2 separate regions of the Homo sapiens genome follow, and region 2 is linked to region 1. Evidence: chromatin loops called from intact Hi-C (ENCODE). Cell type or tissue: HCT116. All regions are shown on one strand. Links, peaks and the distances in the headings refer to the core of each region. The heading gives the core; the rest is flanking DNA.

Region 1 (8,288 bases), core at 1,766-5,765:
GGGAAAGGGGCAGCCATAGGAGGTGGAGGAGGGAGAACAAAGCATACCTTGAAGAAGCCTATAGGATCCTTTCCAGTGACTTCTGCTCCTAAACCATAGAAGTGCTCTAAAGTGGGGTAAGAGTTGCTAGTGGTAGGAATAGTAATGGATATAAGCACTGGGTAAGGAAAGGAAAGGAAAAGATAGATGGACTAAGCTTTTTTTAGGTTTAATTTGGTAGAGGATTGTCCAGGAACAATGACCCATGATTCTGATGATAATGGCACTTGCTTGACTAGGGTGTGATGTGTCCATCCTTTTCTGCTGTACAAACAGCAATCTCGGTGGTTAGCAGCACAATGCAGGGTCCTTCCCAGGCTGGCTCAAGTTTCCCTTCTTTCCACCCTTTGATGAGAACGTGATCCCCAGGCCGATGCTGATGTACTGGAAACTCCAAAGGCGGCGCCTCTGCTGAAAGACCTCTTGTTTTAAGGGAGGAGAAAGTGGAGGTTAACCCAAGTAAATAATTTCTAAGAAATTGATCTTTTGTTTTAAATGTGGGGACATCAGCAGTGGACTTTATAGTCCTTGGTGCCTTCTTGCTGAGAAATTTTCTTTTTTTTCTTTTTTTTTCAGAAGGAGTCTTGCTCTGTCACGCAGGCTGGAGTCTGGAGTGCAATGGCATGATTTCGGCTCACTGCAAGCTCTGCCTCCCGGGTTCACGCCATTCTCCTGCCTCAGCCTCCCGAGTAGCTGGGACTACAGGCGCCCGCCACCACGCCCGACTAATTTTTTGTATTTTTAGTAGAGACGGGGTTTCACCATGTTAGCCAGGATGGTCTTGATCTCCTGACCTCGTGATCTGCCTGCCTCAGCCTCCCAAAGTGCTGGGATTACAGGCATGAGACACTGTGCCCAGCCTGAGAAATTTTCTTTAGCACCTATTTTTATTAGTTTTTAGACCAAAGAAAGCCAAACACCATTTTATATTTAACAATGCTTCCTGTATGATTTTATACCAGATGAACTAAATTTCACCTTTATATTAGTGTTATTAATGTTAAACTTAATTTTAATGAAACCTTATAGACATATTTATCCAATTTTAATGTCTGACCATAAGGTAAGATTTTTATAGACTCTTTTTAACCATTTATAATTTTTGTTAAAGAGCAGGTTAGTGCTTTAAGAAAAATCTGTTGTGCTTTTATTTTAATGTCCCGTTCACAGAAAAACTGGATACCCCTTTAACTTTAGCCAATATGTTTACACACAGAATTTCCTTTACAATTAACATTTCAAAACTTGCTTAAACCTTTAAAACAAATTTTTTTTTTTTTTTTTGAGATGGAGTCTCGCTCTTTTGCCCAGGCCGGAGTGCAGTGGCGCTATCTCGGCTCACTGCAACGTCGACCTCCCGGGTTCACGCCATTCTCCTGCCTCAGCCTCCCGAGTAGCTGGGACTATAGGTGCCCGCCACCACACCCAGCTAATTTTTTGTATTTTTAGTAGAGATGGGGTTGCACCATGTTAGCCAGGATGGTCTCAATCTACTGACCTCGTGATCTGCCCACCTCAGCCTCCCAAAGTGCTGGGATTACAGGCGTGAGCCACCGCGCCCGGCCAATAAAATATTTTTTTAACCTTTTAATGTAGGTAAAAATCCATATTCTTATGCCTCCTTGTAATCCTTTTACCAAAAATACATTTTACTTTCCTTACACACCTTGCACATAAACTGTTTCTTCAATAGTTTTACATTCAGGAGGCCTAATTACTTTTAAATTATACAACATTTCCCTTTTATAACTTTTTTTCACGACTTTCACAGACAATTCTTCAATGTGCCTCAACTTTTTGACTTGTTGCAAACATCCCTTTCTTTAAACAACCAGTTAATTTGTTTTAGGACAAGAATTTACCATATAATATTCTTTTTACATAAATTCTCCCCCATTTTTTGTTTTCAAAGATAACCATTCTTTTCCAAAGTGAACTTCCTTCATGTCTGTGGACTAGGCTGCCTTAGGCCACAAAATTAGAAGTTAGGATAATACATGTTACACTGTTAACTTTTAGCAAATTTTACTTTTGTTGAAAACTTTGTAAGTTTGGGATTTCAATTATTCTTTGCTATTAGTAAGACTTCGTTCAGTCCATATTAACTTAGAATTGGTATAGATAGCTCCTTCCTGATTCTGTAAGTATTTTAAGGCTTGGCTGAATGCAAACAGCTCACACGTTTGAGCAGACCAACTATTAGGCAATTTTCCTAACTCTGCTTCTACAAGAGTTTCCTTATCACTTACTGAATACCCATTGTGTCTTTTTCCCTCAATCACCCGGGAGGAACCATCTATTGTCCTGTCCTGAAGGGAGTTCCTCCTAGGTCTGGTTGGACCTTTGTATGGTAATCAATTAAGATTTAGATCCCCTGTTAGGAAGCCTGCTGGGTTAAGGGAATTTTCAGTGTTTAATGTTAAATCATCTTTTTCTAACAGAATAGCCTCATACTTTAAGGTTCTTGAGTCAGTATGCTACATTTTTGCTTTTTTTTTTTTTTTTTTTGACTTAGGATAGTTCCAACCTGATGAGGTGTGCTCACAATGAAGTTTCCTCTAAAAGTTATTTTTCTACTTTCTTCTGTTAACAAAGCAGTCGCCACTACAGATTAAATGCATTTGGGCTATCCACAGGTTACAGGGTTAAGGATTTTTGATTAGGAAAGGCTACGGGTTGTCAGTGGCCTCAGTGCTTTCAGGCTACACCCTTGTTTACACTGACAACAAGGTGGTATTGGAATGTTATAGGGTCAAGGAGAAGACCTTCAACTATCAATTATAGGTTTTTAATTTATCCTGGCACTTAAAGGAATAGGGTACACTGTTTTCTCTTTACTACTTCTATCTCTCTCTCTCTCTCTTTGACTCTCTGTCTCTTTCTCTCTGACTTCCTCTCCAAGTTTCTCTTTCCTCTCTGCTGGTCTTTCCCTGCCTCTGCCAGCTGCTTATGCTGCTGTTCCCCCCTCTCCTTCCCCTTCCCCTAGGGGAGGGACCAGCAGGAGTGGAGCTACTCTTTCTTCCCCACAAGAAGAAAGGAAAGGGGAGTTCTGAATATTTTTCTAACTACCAGAGGTTTGTGTAAGGTTCAACCCCCTGAAATTTGTGGAAGTCTCAACCACTCAAACCAGGGGTGCCTTGCCTTGCCTGTCCTGGAAGTCTCAACCCCTCAAACCAGGGATGTCTTGCCTTGCTGCCCTGGAAGGTTGACCTGTTTCCTCCCTTTCCCCATCTGACGGTCCTTTGCACACTTCCCACTCATGTTGTCCTCTCTGGCTGCTCCCCCAAGGAAGAATTAGACCCCTCTTAGCATTGGTATGCCGGTATAAATCCCACAGCAGGATCTGCCCTAAGCCATATGAGGTAGCCACAGAACCGTGGAGAGGACCCACTCACTCCAGCAGTAGGACTTGTCACCATCCACATGAACAATACCATAAGAAGGGTTGTTTGTGATCATTCACGCACACACACACACATTTGGCCCTCCAGAATTTGACCACCAAGGAAGTACTTTACCAGCTCCCATGGTTTCTCCTTCCTTGGTCTGTGCAGAGTCATTACCGCAGTATGTGAGGATCCTTTACCCTACGTTGCTAGCCAGTTTCTTTCCACGTTGCTGAGAGTCCCAGTTTATTCATCACACTGGGTGGATCTCGGTTCCTCACCCCTGAGGCTGCCAAAAACGAGGTAGTGGGGCATGCCTTCTCACAAGAGAGGACTGGAGACCCACCCTAGAGGAGACTGTAATCCTGGACGAGCCCCCAAAATTGTTAGAAATAGATAATCGGTGCTGCAAAGAAAAGTCAGCTTGGAGACAAATGATCTCTTAGCAAGGCTGTCTTTACTTTCTGCAGAAAAGGTGCTCAGTTGCAGATGGAACAATAGCGAGAACACACCTGGGTGGGAAAGGGGTTCTTATTCCTGATGCACGTGGCCCCTGCTGCTGTGTCGTTCCCCTATTGGCTAGGGTTAGACTGCACAGGCTAAACTAATTCCGATTGGCTAATTTAAAGAGAGTGATGTGGTGAGTGGTTTAGCGGGAAAAATGGTTATGGAATAAGTCAGAGTGGAGGAGAAGTCAGGCAGGAGCAGGTAACCGGAACGTGTCAGGGTGGAGCAGGTAATTGGAGTGAGTCAGGATGGGGCAAGTGATCAGAATGAGTCAGGTTGGGGAAGGTGATCATAATGAGTCAGGGTGGGGCAGGTGATCAGAATGAGCCAAGGCAGGCAGGTAATTGGAATGAGTCAGGGTGGAGCAGGTAATTGGAATGAGTCATGGTGGGGCAGGTGATCAGAATGAGTCAGGGTGGAGCAGGTAATCGGAATGAGTCAGAGTGGAGCAGGTGATTGAAAAAGGTTGCTTTATGAGGAAGTTAAGTTTAAAAGTAGAAGGCAAAGAATCGAACATACTGACATATTGATTCTTTGAAGAGAAATTTAGAACTCATATCTAACGCCATCAAGTGAGGAAAGTGATCTAGTTATTGATAATGAAGGTGTGATTGAACCAGACACTGATGCCCCTCAAGAACTGGGAGATTAAAATGCAGAGATAACAGAGGAGATGATGAATCAGGCAAATGATAAGAAAGTGGCTGCTATTGAAGCCCTAAGTGATGGTGAACTGCAGAAAGCCATTGACTTATTCACAGATGCCATCAGGCTGAATCCTTGCTTGGCCATTTTGTATGCCAAGAGGGCAAGTGTCTTTGTCAAATTACAGGAGCCAAACGCTGCTATCTGAGACTGTGACAGAGCCATTGAAATAAATCCTGATTCAGCTCAGCCTTACAAGTGGTGAGGGAAAGCACACATACTTCTAGGCCACTGGGAAGAAGCAGCACATGATCTTGCCTTTGCCTGTAAATTGGATTATGATGAAGATGCTAGTGCAATGCTGAAAGAAGTTCAACCTAGGGCACAGAAAATTGCAGAACATCAGAGAAAGTATGAGTGAAAACGTGAAGGGTGAGAGATCAAAGCAAGAATAGAAAGAGTTAAGAAGGCTCAAGAAGAGCATGAGAGAGCCCAGAGGGAGGAAGAAGCCAGATGACACTAAGGAGCTCAGTATAGCTCTTTTCCAGGTGGCTTTCCTGGGGGAATGCCTGGTAATTTTCCCTGAGGAATGTCTGGAATGGCCAGAATGCCTGGACTCAATGAAATTCTTAGTGATTCAGAGGTTCTTGCAGCCATGCAGGGTCCAGAGGTTATGGTGGCCTTCCAGGATGTGGCTCAGAACCCAGCAAATATGTCACAATACCAGAGCAACCCAAAGGTTATGAATCTTATCAGTAAATTGTCAGCCAAATTTGGAGGTCAAGTGTAATGCCCTTCTGATGAATAAAGCCCTTGCTGAAGGAAAAACAACCTAGATCACCTTATGGATGTCACAATAATACAAAGCAGTGTACCTCTGACCTTCTCATCAAGAGAGCTGGGGTGCTTTGAAGATAATCCCTACCCCTCTCCCCTAAATGCAGCTGAGGCATTTTACAGTGGTTTGCCATTAGGGTATTCATTCAGATAATGTTTTCCTACTAGGAATTACAAACTTTAAACAATTTTTAAACCTTAAAAATATTTAAAACAAATTTAAAGGGTCTGTTAATTCTTATATTTTTTTACTAATGATTTTGGATTTTTTTTGAATTATTGGGCAGGGAAAACATTTATGTATGGAAGATTATTGCTCTAATTTGAGTGAAATAAAAGTTTATTAGTGCGAAGCAAACGTAACTCATTTGAGGATAAAGTTTGTGCTGGATATGTCGTTCCTGAAGCATTTTGACTTGTCTTTTTAAATGCTTTATCTTTTCTTTAAAGAATTATTTTAATAAAACTAATTGGGAACACCAGTATTTCACTAGGACCTGGGTAGGGACTGGAAGTACTTGGCAGGGCAGTAGCAATCTTGTTGTGTTTTATATAACATGCATCCTTGGGCAGGCTGCCCTTAAATCTTACACTGTTGTGAAGGGATGAATTTTTTGTAATGCTGCGGTACAGTTGCAGTACTTAGTTCTGTTCTTGTCCAGTAGATCTAATAAATGTTTCATACTATTTCCATATAGGGAAAATAAGGGAGTACTTTTCTTTGTATATTTCTATGCTTAAAATTCTCTTTCCTAGTCAAAAAATGCCCAACTCTCTGTCTGATTTCTGCTTGTTACATTTTTCTCCCTTACTTTTCTTGGGCTAAAGACAGGTTTTTTCTACCAGCATCATCACTGCTATCATCATTAACAGCATAATTATACAATCATATTTCATGCTGAGTTTAATTTAATATGTAATACATACGTGAATTGTAAGATAATACCCAAAACAACTAGTTTCTTACTTGGCCATGAGAATGCTTACTTAAGTTTTAGAGTTCAACTCTGGCAAAATCTTGTCATATCAAAAGACATTGGAAAGAGGGATTCCCTTTGATGTTTGGTCTTCTACTTAGAAAATACCTATTGCAGTAAGAGTTTATCTTGCAGTATTCATCTTTGTATTTTGAAGATAATAAGGTTTGAATTAAATTGATATATACAGAGGGGAACCAATTTTTTTGATCCAATGTGAATTATAAATGAGATAATCCACATTCATTGTGGAGTTGTTGAGACTATGAAAGACTCATTGTCTTTGTATTCAGCTCTTCCTTAAATAGTGTAACCATACCCCCACCTCTGCTTGCTTTCTTTCCCTCCCCTCCAATGAGAAAGAAAATTATAAATAAAAACATAAATTTATCAGAGAAATTTAACAATGAGATTGAAATAACTGACAAAAAAATCAAACGGAAATCTTGGAACTCAGAAATATATTTGCTGAATTAAAAATTCATTAGAGGCCCTCAATAGCAGAATGGATCAAGCAGAGGAAAGACTCAGTGAGCCCAAAGAAAGGCCCTGTATATTTGAGAATACACAGGGGAGAAAAGAGAATGATAAGGAAAAAAGACCACCTGCAAGATACAGACAATTACCTCAAAAGAGCAAATTTAAGAATTATTAGTATTCAAGTGGGAGATGAGCAAGAACAAGGGGTAGAAAACTTATTCAAAGAAATAACAGAAGATGTTCTAAAATGTGAGAAAGATATAAATATCCAGGTTCAGGAAAGTCAGAGAACACTAAACAGATTTGACCCAAATAAGACTACTCCTAAGTATGCAATAATCAAACTCTCAAAGGTCAAAGATAGAGAGAGGATCCTAAAAGCAGTAAGGGAAAATACACAAATAGCAAAAGAGGTACAATTCATCTGGCAACAGACTTCTCAATGGAAACTGTACATGCCAGGAGGGAGTAGAATGACATTTTCTAAGTGCTGAAAGAAAAACCTTCCATCAAAAATACTGCATGCAGCAGTCATTCTTCCAATATGAAGGCGAGATAAGGTATTTCCCAGACAAACAAAAGTGCAGAAAATTCACCACCTTCAGACTCATCTTATAAGAAATGCTTAAAGGGAGTTTTTCCTGCAGAAAAAAAAGAAAGAAAGAAAGGGAGAAAAGAAAAAGAAAGAAAGAAAGAAAGAAAGAAAGAAAGAAAGAAAGAAAGAAAGAAAGAAAGAGGAAGGAAGGAAGGAAGGAAGGAAGGGAGGGAGGAAAGAAAGAAGAAAGAAAGACCATTAACATGAAAAAAAAGCATTTGAAGGTATAAAACCCACTGACAGAAGGACACAGACAAACACAGAATACTGAATTGCAGTGTACGATCCACTCTTAATTCTAGTATGAAGCCCAAAAGACAAATCTACCAAATAATAATAGCTACAGTAGTCTGTCAAGAGGTAGGTAATATAAAAAAGGTAGACTGAGACAAGTAAAAGTCAAAATTTAGGGGAGATGGAGTTGAAGTGTAGAACTTTTACCTTTTTTTTTCTTTTTACCTATTCTTTTCTTTGTGATCTAAGATAAATTGTTGCCATGCGCAGTGGCTCACGCCTGTAATTCCAGCACTTTAGGAGGCTGAGGTGGGCAGATCACGAGGTCAGGAGTTGGAGACTAGCTTGGCCAACATGGTGAAACCCTGTCTCCACTAAAAATACAAAAATTAGCTGGGCATGGTGGTGGGCGCCTGTAATCCCAGCTCTTCGGGAGGCTGAGGCAGAAGAATCACTTGAACCTGGGAGGCGGAGCCTGCAGTGAGCTGAGATTGCGCCACTGCACTCCAGCATAGGCAACAAGAGCGAAACTTCATCTCAGAAAAAAAAAAAAAGATAAATTGTCACCTCCTTAAAACAACTTACTAT
Region 2 (8,288 bases), core at 1,759-5,758, 620 kb before region 1:
TTCGTCAGTTGATAGAAGGGCCAGATATGTTGAGGCAGTTACGAAGTGCATGATAAATAGAGAAGTACGAAGTGCATGATAAATAGAGAAGTACGAAGTGCATTGGGACTAGGAAAAAAATAAAGAAATACTTCTAGAAAAATAAAGTCCATTTTCTCAGCTTGTTTGAAAGCCATCATCTGTTGTTGTTATTATTTTTCATCAGGGGACAGTAGTCTGATAATTCACCTTGATGCCTTTGGTATATTTTTTAATTGCTTTTAGCTCTTTTAAAAGGTGCTTACCACAGGGTTGAAGGGTAGAGTATATGTAAGGCAATGTGGCTAGAGCCTACTGGTATAACCCATTCCAAAGGAGTGACCTCTTATCTGGTCAAAGGAAGACCAGTGGCCAGTAGGGTTGCCTGTGTTTTCACAGTGGATATCCTGGAGCTCCTGAAGTTGGTACTACTGGAACACAGAACATTCCCTACTGAAGAGAATGTTATAAAGTGCATATGTTCTTTCTTTCTGCAATTTTCAAGGATTGTGCACATCTCTCAGTAACCTAGCCTTCTTTTGAAGCCTTGCTTACAAGACAGAAAATTAGGTGAGTGGCTGAGATTTAGAAGTGCGTATCTACCAAGGGGGAGAGAATAAACTGTCTTTTGAGCAGAGAGGTGGCGCGAAAGCTCACCAACTTCCTGGGTCCAGTATTCTCAGGAGGCCATCTCTTCTGCTGAGGATGGCTTCCTGCAATGGGCTGTGGGTTTGTTTTATCTCTGACCCAAAATAGCATTTGTATTCAGTTCTCTCAATGGAGAGAGTGGAGAGAGCAAATTTCATTTCTTCATTATGCAAAAAGACACATGTATTTATAATGAACAACTCCATTTGGCTTTTTACTTTTAGGTGGGCATAGACTTCAATTGATGCCAGATCCTCCTTTTTCCTTGGAGAATCATGCTTGTACTTTCTTAAATTACATTTATCTACCCTTCTGCATTTTCTTTACTCTGATATTCTTTTTGGAAACTTTTTTTTTTTTCAAACCTCCAAACCACAAAGTGAAACAACAGGGAACATGTTCTTACAACTGGGAAGTCAACATGACAGACATGTTTGGATGTCTGTTATATAGCTTGCTGTAGACCCATCTATTAATAAATAACTGAACGTGGCCGGGCGCGGTGGCTCACGCCTGTAATCCCAGCACTTTGGGAGGCTGAGTCGGGTGGATCATGAGGTCAAGAGATCGAGACCCTTCTGGACAACATGGTGAAACCCCGTCTCTACTAAAAATACAAAAATTAGCTGGGCATGGTGGTGCGTGCCTGGTTCAAGAGATTCTTGAACCAGGGAGTTGGAGGTTGCAGTGAGCTGAGATCGTGCCACTGCACTCCAGTCTGGTGACAGAGCGAGAGACTGTCTCAAAAAAAAAAAAAAAAATTGAACGTATATGAAGACTATAAGTAGGAAACTTACCCACCAAGAATTAAAAAAGAATGAAAAGGCTTTCTGAATCCAAGCTTTAACTTATTTTCAAAGCACTAATGTAGGCCAGTGGACATTTGTCACATGCAAGATGTATTAGGCATTGTGAGACCAGATTATGGAGAATGTGGGAAGCTAAGACTGACAGTTGCCAGGTTAGCATCTTCATGTTCCCTGAACAGAGGAAGAGATGTTGAGGTTGTCATGACATCACTCACAGAAGGCTCTTGCATCACTTTCCTCGTCTCCCTTTCATTACTAGTAAGACTTAGAATCCCAGAGGCCTTTGGTTTGCTTTTCTGCTTCTATGCTTCAGGGGACCTGGTACCGTGTAGTCATTAAATGAATGCCCAATAAGGCCCAAAGCCTGGAATCATATTTGCATCCTGTTGACATATATTTACATAGGTTGCTATCATTATCTGTTTTTGATCACCCTAAAGGGGCTTTGGAAACACAAGTATTATACATCATAATTTTTGAGGAACAATATCTTTCTTTGATGGCTTTGAATTTGGAGGTCTTAGAACCAACTTGTTATGGGTGAAAATTGCAAAACCTAGGTGTGGGGTTGGGGGGAAGTTGGAGAACAGAACAATGCTATTGACAACTTGATATTCCAAGAGCAGAGAAAGCTATTTCAGGATATGTTTTCTCGTTTTGGACATCAAATGCCTATCCAAGTTCTGGAAAATGTGGCTCAAGGGTTGCATGGGTCCTGGGCAGCTCTTGATCTGAAGTCCCTCATCCTGGCCTTTGATCTCCCACTCCTTTACTGTTGCCAGGATGGAGGGTGATGGAGTTGAGTTCACATCAGCATTTGAAGTAATGCGGTCCTCATACTGTCTTCTGCTCGAGTTTACTCAGGTTCATTACAGGGGTGGGGTTAGAGGGCCATTTGTCTTGGGCCTCAGATTGAAGAAGGGCCTCAAAGCTGAACTTTAAAATCTTTCTCCAAAACATGGTGTGCATATGGTTATTAAAATTATTATTGGGACAAAAACATTTATTTGCTAAATATAAATGTATGAAAAATACCATAATTTTTGTAGCAGTATTTTAACACATTTTAAAAAATATATTAGAAGTGTCCAAATGTGGAATTGGCTCAGATGTCTCAGCTTCTGAGAAGCTCAGAATTTACCACCAAACAGCAGCCAACGTATGAGGTCCCTTGGGCTTTCGTCCCATGCCAAATGACCCAGCTGATAGAGCCTAAGAACAGATTAGATTCCCTACAGATCCTGATCTTTGAGTATGTACTTCAAAGTGGGGTTTTTAACATCAGTTTTTAAACTTTGCTCTGCATGCTTGTAGGACACTAGCATATTTTGACTTATAAGAATTAATATTTTACCCATTGAAAAAGTACCCCTACTGGGCCACATTTTTAACTATTTAAATTGGGAGAAAAAAGCTGAAATACCCAGAGTTCATGGAGAAAAAAGTGAAATAGGATCTGCCAATATCTGTCAGTACTCCATAGGAACAAAGCAGTGGAAATGAAACTCAGTGTTTGGGCTGTGCATGTGTGCGTGTGTGTATGTGTGTCTTTGTGCAGTTGGCAGATCAACCCTAAACAGGCCTCGTGTGGCTGAGGCTCATGCATTCACAAATCCAGGTGGTGGCCTCCATTTGCAAAAAAATTTCTTTGTTTTGCCATTCTCTGGGCAGAAAGTACTGCCAATAATATATGAGTAATATCTGGGGCTCATTTCCATTTGGATGTGGAGACTTAGGTCTCTAAAACTTTCCAAAAAAAATGTCCGATTGGGCCAGTAGGGAAAGCCATGATGCAACCTTAGTGGACTCATTTATGCTTTGATTGCCATTTCCTGTAGATATCCATGTTTATACATTACGAGGCATAATGTGCTTCATCTTATTATGTGCTATTATTTTAATTTTTCCAATGATAAAATAATGCATGCTTTTTTGTAGAAAATTTGGAGAAATGTATCCTATATAGAAGCTTAAAGGAAGTATGTATAATCTCAGCAAGCAGTGTTATCTCATGCTGACTTAATTCTAAAAGAAATTTTGGTAATTTTTGTTAATTCTTTGTTAATTCTATGCAAATCATTCCATTGAAAATAATAATGACAGAAACATCAGAGTTTTAGGTTTGATCATCAAAACCTGTTTACTGTGAACCTAAAATACAACAGGGACCTGTTGGGATGCATCTAAATTCCAAAGGTCATGTGGATACGTCCTCAAATCTTTTGTTTCTGTTTTAAAATGACAGTGATGGTAAATATTTATGGTTGACTGTGTATCATTGCCCTACATTTTTTATGTGAACCAACTATTTTAATAATTACAAGAATCTTAAAGGAAAGTGCCATTGGTAGAGTCCCATTTTACAGATGGAAAAATTGAGATGAAAAAGATTAAGTAACTTGGCCAAGGTTACAGGCAACTATGCAGTAGAGGTGAGTCAGCCCGTCTTCCAGAAACCCTGAGCATCTTCCCTTCTAAACTTGAAAGTGTTTAGTTTCTTCAACTAAGGGCATAACCGGGTCAGTCAGGATGTATTTGACCACATGAAAGGGCAGCAAAACACATCTCTTTGCTTTGATTTCTGTAGAAACATGTCCCCTGTGTTAAGTGGTGACAAGCCTCGTGGGGGTTTTGCTCAGGCGACAGGCTGGAAATGCATGTGTGGCAGGCGGGCTTGTGAGATCACATCCGAAGCTGGCTGGACTCAGTTCAGTCCTTTGGAGTGTTGATTCAGATGACGGGGGGAAGAGGCGAACCCCTCTTCTTTGGCTTAGAAGATTACGGATCTGTAACTTCAAAAGCTGTTTGCAATTTTATATTCACGTCTCGCTGCCAAGGTGCTTGTCTTATCTGCAGTCTGTTGGCTGGGGCCCTTGTGAGTAAGCTGGGCGGTTTCCTCCTGCATTTGGAAGGAAGTTGCAGGGTCAAAAAGGGGGGTGGGTGGTGGAGAGGTGAGTGTGGCTGAGAGGATGACACCAGCGGAAACAAGGGAAATAGTCTGGGAGGAGGGCCAGACGAGCAGGGTGTGTCAGAGTGAACTCAGGGAGAGGAGAGGAAAGGCCCTTTCCTAGTCTGTGCTGATCTGGGAGGACACACCATCTAAACAGGAAGAGCACAGAACAGAGATTCATCAGACAGACCTGCTTGGGGTTCTTGCTTGCTGGTTTTAAGGCTTTGTGACCTTGGTCAATTTACTAAACCTCTTTGGCCCACCTTCCCCTTCTGTACTGTTTGCTGTATGGTCTGTTTTTTGCTAAGCTCAGGTGGTAATGTTGCCCTCAATACTCCATGCCCAGCTTGTTACAGAAGGAAGAATGCTGGTCTAGGAGACAGGAGATCTGGGTGGATTTTCTGTCCTTACTCTTCATCAGCGATCTGACCCTGGGCAAGATTAAGAACTAATGTGACCCCCAGTTTCTTAATCTGTCAAGTGGGTATAATAATACATACCCTTTTAACTTCACAAGGTTTCTGGGATGCTCAAAGAAGATCAGGTGTTTGAAAAGATTTTGTAAACCTAAAAGGATTATACGTTGAGCTGTTCTAGATGCTGGGTGAAATGTGCGACTGAACACACAGTACTGGTGGACTGCTGGGTTCTCACTCAGGGATGGCAGAAAGGTTTCAATTTGTGAGCCAGCCACTCTCATTGACTGGGAGTGGCTGCCTGGACCTCCTGAGCTTTGGCTGCGTTCTGAGGGAAAGAGTGCTCATGTTGATTATTAATGTCTGTCATGGACAAAGGGGTAGGAGAAGTGGTTCTTGGATTGTGCGTTTGCTCTTTCTGTTCCCGCCTAGTGATTTCTAAATTCGGTTGCTCATTTAGATTCTCCTGGTTAAAATGCCCCATCAGGCAGATTTCCCATTTCATAGGCCTGGATGTGACCTGGGGTGAAGGCAAGGAATCTTCATTTTTTAAATAAAGCTTTCCTTGCTGGTTATTTTGATAGTTGTGCAGGTGTGGAGAGGTGGAGCAGGCATCGAGTCACATGGGAGCTCCAGGTGAGTCTCATGGAGCTCTGAGCATTGGAAGAATGGAGCACAGAAGAGTTAAGCAACTTTTCTAGACATGGTCGTAAGTTTGAAAAATGTAGATCAGGCCTGTGGTTTCTAGTAGGTTGCCTAACTCTTTCTTCATTAAACAAATGGGTTGTATTGTCTGTTATGATGATTCTCCCACTGGCTTCAGGCCTGATTATTTTTCCTTGTGGTTCAGACAGCTGCTCCAAAAGAGTCAGATGCTGAGATCCATTGTCCACCCTGGCTCCTGCTCTGAATTGACATCAGTTTGCAACTAGCAGTTTCATAAATCAAGAAAAAGAAGAAAGGTAAATTAATGACTGTGTTAACTAGAGGGGCTCTGAATTTCTGCTTTACATGTACTCATTTTGAATTTCACTTTTATTATAATGAACTTGCAAACACAGCATTGCAATAGTATATGCACCTCCCAAAGATGCTGGGAAATAGCTGATATTTCATCATTTGAGGACAGTTTGTGCCTGCAAGTGGCAGAGGTGCAGGAGGAGACAAATAAAAGGGATGCCTACATCCTATTTCCATGAATTTCTGTCCTCTGAGCTGAAAGACAATTTACAAGTTGGCTGATAAGACCTTGAAGAAAGAAGATATTTTAAAACTTTAATTGAAAATCCCCATTCCTTCTCATTGAAGAAGCAAAAGAAGAAACTATAATGATGGACACTCTGGTGCTAGTATCAGTCATTTTGATCACAAGACGTGGACCAGCCCACCTTGGAGCTCACTGTGGTGGTGGCCTGGTCCTAATGCAAGTCCTAATGGAGCTCTTGGAACTGGCTGTAGCCTTTGCTGAGCAGGAGCAACTATGTCTCTGGTTCTTAAGGATTGAAAAGGTAAGGTTGCAGTTCTGGATGCTGGCATTACTTCAGGGCAACACACACACACACATACACACACACACACACACTCAGTACTGTAAGTCATCCTTTCTCTCGTAGGGGAAGATGTGTACTTTTTTTTTTTTTTTTCTTGAGATGAAGCCAAACTGAAGAAAAACGAACAGAAAAAAGAATCACAGGCCCACAGCTTACATGTCATTCATACAGGCAGGATTCAGGGCCTCGGCTTCTGCCAAAAGAAAAAGACATTCTACACCCCTATTTCTTAATAATAAATAACGATTTCTACAGCAACAAATGCTTTTAACTCTGCCCCCATCTCTGCTCTATGAGCCTTGAAGGCATTGCAGTTTGAGACCTGCGAGTTGGACCTTTGTCTGCCTGTACTTTCTGAGAACTCATGTAAGAATGAAAACACACACATATACACACACACACAAACACAAAAAACAACAAACACCAAAGCATTCTGACATGAAACTCTGGCGCCCATTTCTCTGAGGCAGTACATCATTTTAAAGCTTTTAATTTCTAGAGTAAGGAGTACATTAGTTGTGCCAAATGAATATTCAAATTGCAGGTACTCCAGGATTTATGCTGATTCTAACTTTGAGGGTTGCACTTTTGAGTTTAATTTTGTCTTGTTTTAAGCATGGGAGTGAGGGGAAATACAGGAGTGCACAAGTAGGCAAAAGGGCAGGCATGATTGATGGCCATAGAAAGTCCTGACAAATTTGTAGTCAATATTGTTTGTCTAGAGAGGATTGTGTGACAAAAGAAGTGTCAGCAGCCACTGAAGTCTCATTCTTCAGGACCCAGCCTCCGAGTTAGAATAGGGGGCTTGAGTGAAATGCCTGTCACGCTTAATTGGAAAAATCACTCCAGATGAGTGAGAGAGGCTGACAGTTATGCATTACAGAGAGAATTTAGTGTGTCTTACAAGGTTGATACAGGCACCAAAAGTGACTGGCTTTAGCTTTTCCCTATTAGGACGGCCACTAGAAGGATAAAACCCAAGAAAAGAAGCTACTTCTTGCTTCAGATTCACAAGTGCTTGTAAAAGACTTCCACCTTCATTACTTTCATTGTCACGCCGGTCTTTACCTCAATTCCTTTTTTTTTCTTAGGTTTTCATTCTGTCCTGGCTTTCTTAAATACCAGGGACAATTTCACTGGGCATACAGTGGAGAAAGGGAAACCATAGACTTACTCATTCTCTCTCTGTCTCACTCTTTCTCTATCTCTCTCTCTGTCTCTCTCTCTCAGTGTGAATGTTTGCCTGTCTTTGTGGAATTGGTAATGAACATTTCCAGCCATTACTTCCAGTGCACAAAGGCTAAACTCACTTTGTCATTTGATAATTTGTTTATCTGTCAGCATCTCTCACCCTGAAATGATGAGGCTTTGGGAGAGCTGTGGTTTCTCATCCAGGTGAAGTCTGAGAGCCTATGGTTCTATAAGGGCTAGAGAGTTTGAGAGCGGAGATGGATAACTTGTTCTCTGAGTCCTGGGAGCCCGCTGTTTCAGGGCTAGCACCACCAACATTTGGATGCTTGGGTGCAATTTGGTCATGGGTCTCTTCAGTTTAATTTTCATCTTCCTGTTGGGTGTCTCAGCATTTGTCTCTGTGATCGCATAGATTTTTGAGAGGCTGAGGACGGCTGCTTTGCCTTGAAGCTTCTGAGCCTGTTTGGCCTCCAAGACTTCAGCCACCAAGTTGTTACACAGCAGTGCTTCCTTTGTGTTGTCCCTTGGTGATGTGTTGTGGTTGGTGGCATTTATGAAAAGGATGTGGCCTTAAAGACTGCTTAATTCCAAACTTGCATAATTCAGGCCATATCCTGAACTCAGTTTTACTGTTCATTTGGCCTGCCAGCCTTAAAATTCTTTGATCCTCAGAAAGAATTTAAATTTGAGGCACTTACATTACTTC

What was found. Peaks named below come from ENCODE experiments on the same cell type or tissue, not always from the same donor. Only the 100,000 strongest peaks of a DNase experiment are listed, where the experiment ranks them.
Region 2: it touches region 1 in a loop (7-fold over the local background); 1 of 110 quality-filtered maps calls a loop at or near these places.

Annotation. Positions count from the first base shown.
Region 1 is chr5:82,971,787-82,980,074 of GRCh38, forward strand. LOC105379051 (a long non-coding RNA gene) reads right to left here and starts at 3,930. Exons shown (of 3, transcript NR_188290.1): 1 at 3,558-3,930. It also overlaps the pseudogene ST13P12. RefSeq lists an enhancer at 3,478-4,677 and a silencer at 4,084-4,378. In HCT116, for the core only: no CTCF peak of the experiment used is centred there; DNase peaks (open chromatin) are centred at 4,185, 4,685 and 5,241; H3K4me3 peaks cover 3,441 bases; H3K27ac peaks cover 4,000 bases.
Region 2 is chr5:82,353,047-82,361,334 of GRCh38, forward strand. No RefSeq gene overlaps it. Among named protein-coding and RNA genes, the nearest start is that of RPS23, 79 kb to the left of the region's middle. RefSeq lists enhancers at 1-447, 3,541-4,740. In HCT116, for the core only: no CTCF peak of the experiment used is centred there; DNase peaks (open chromatin) are centred at 4,215 and 4,385; H3K4me3 peaks cover 1,239 bases; H3K27ac peaks cover 1,902 bases.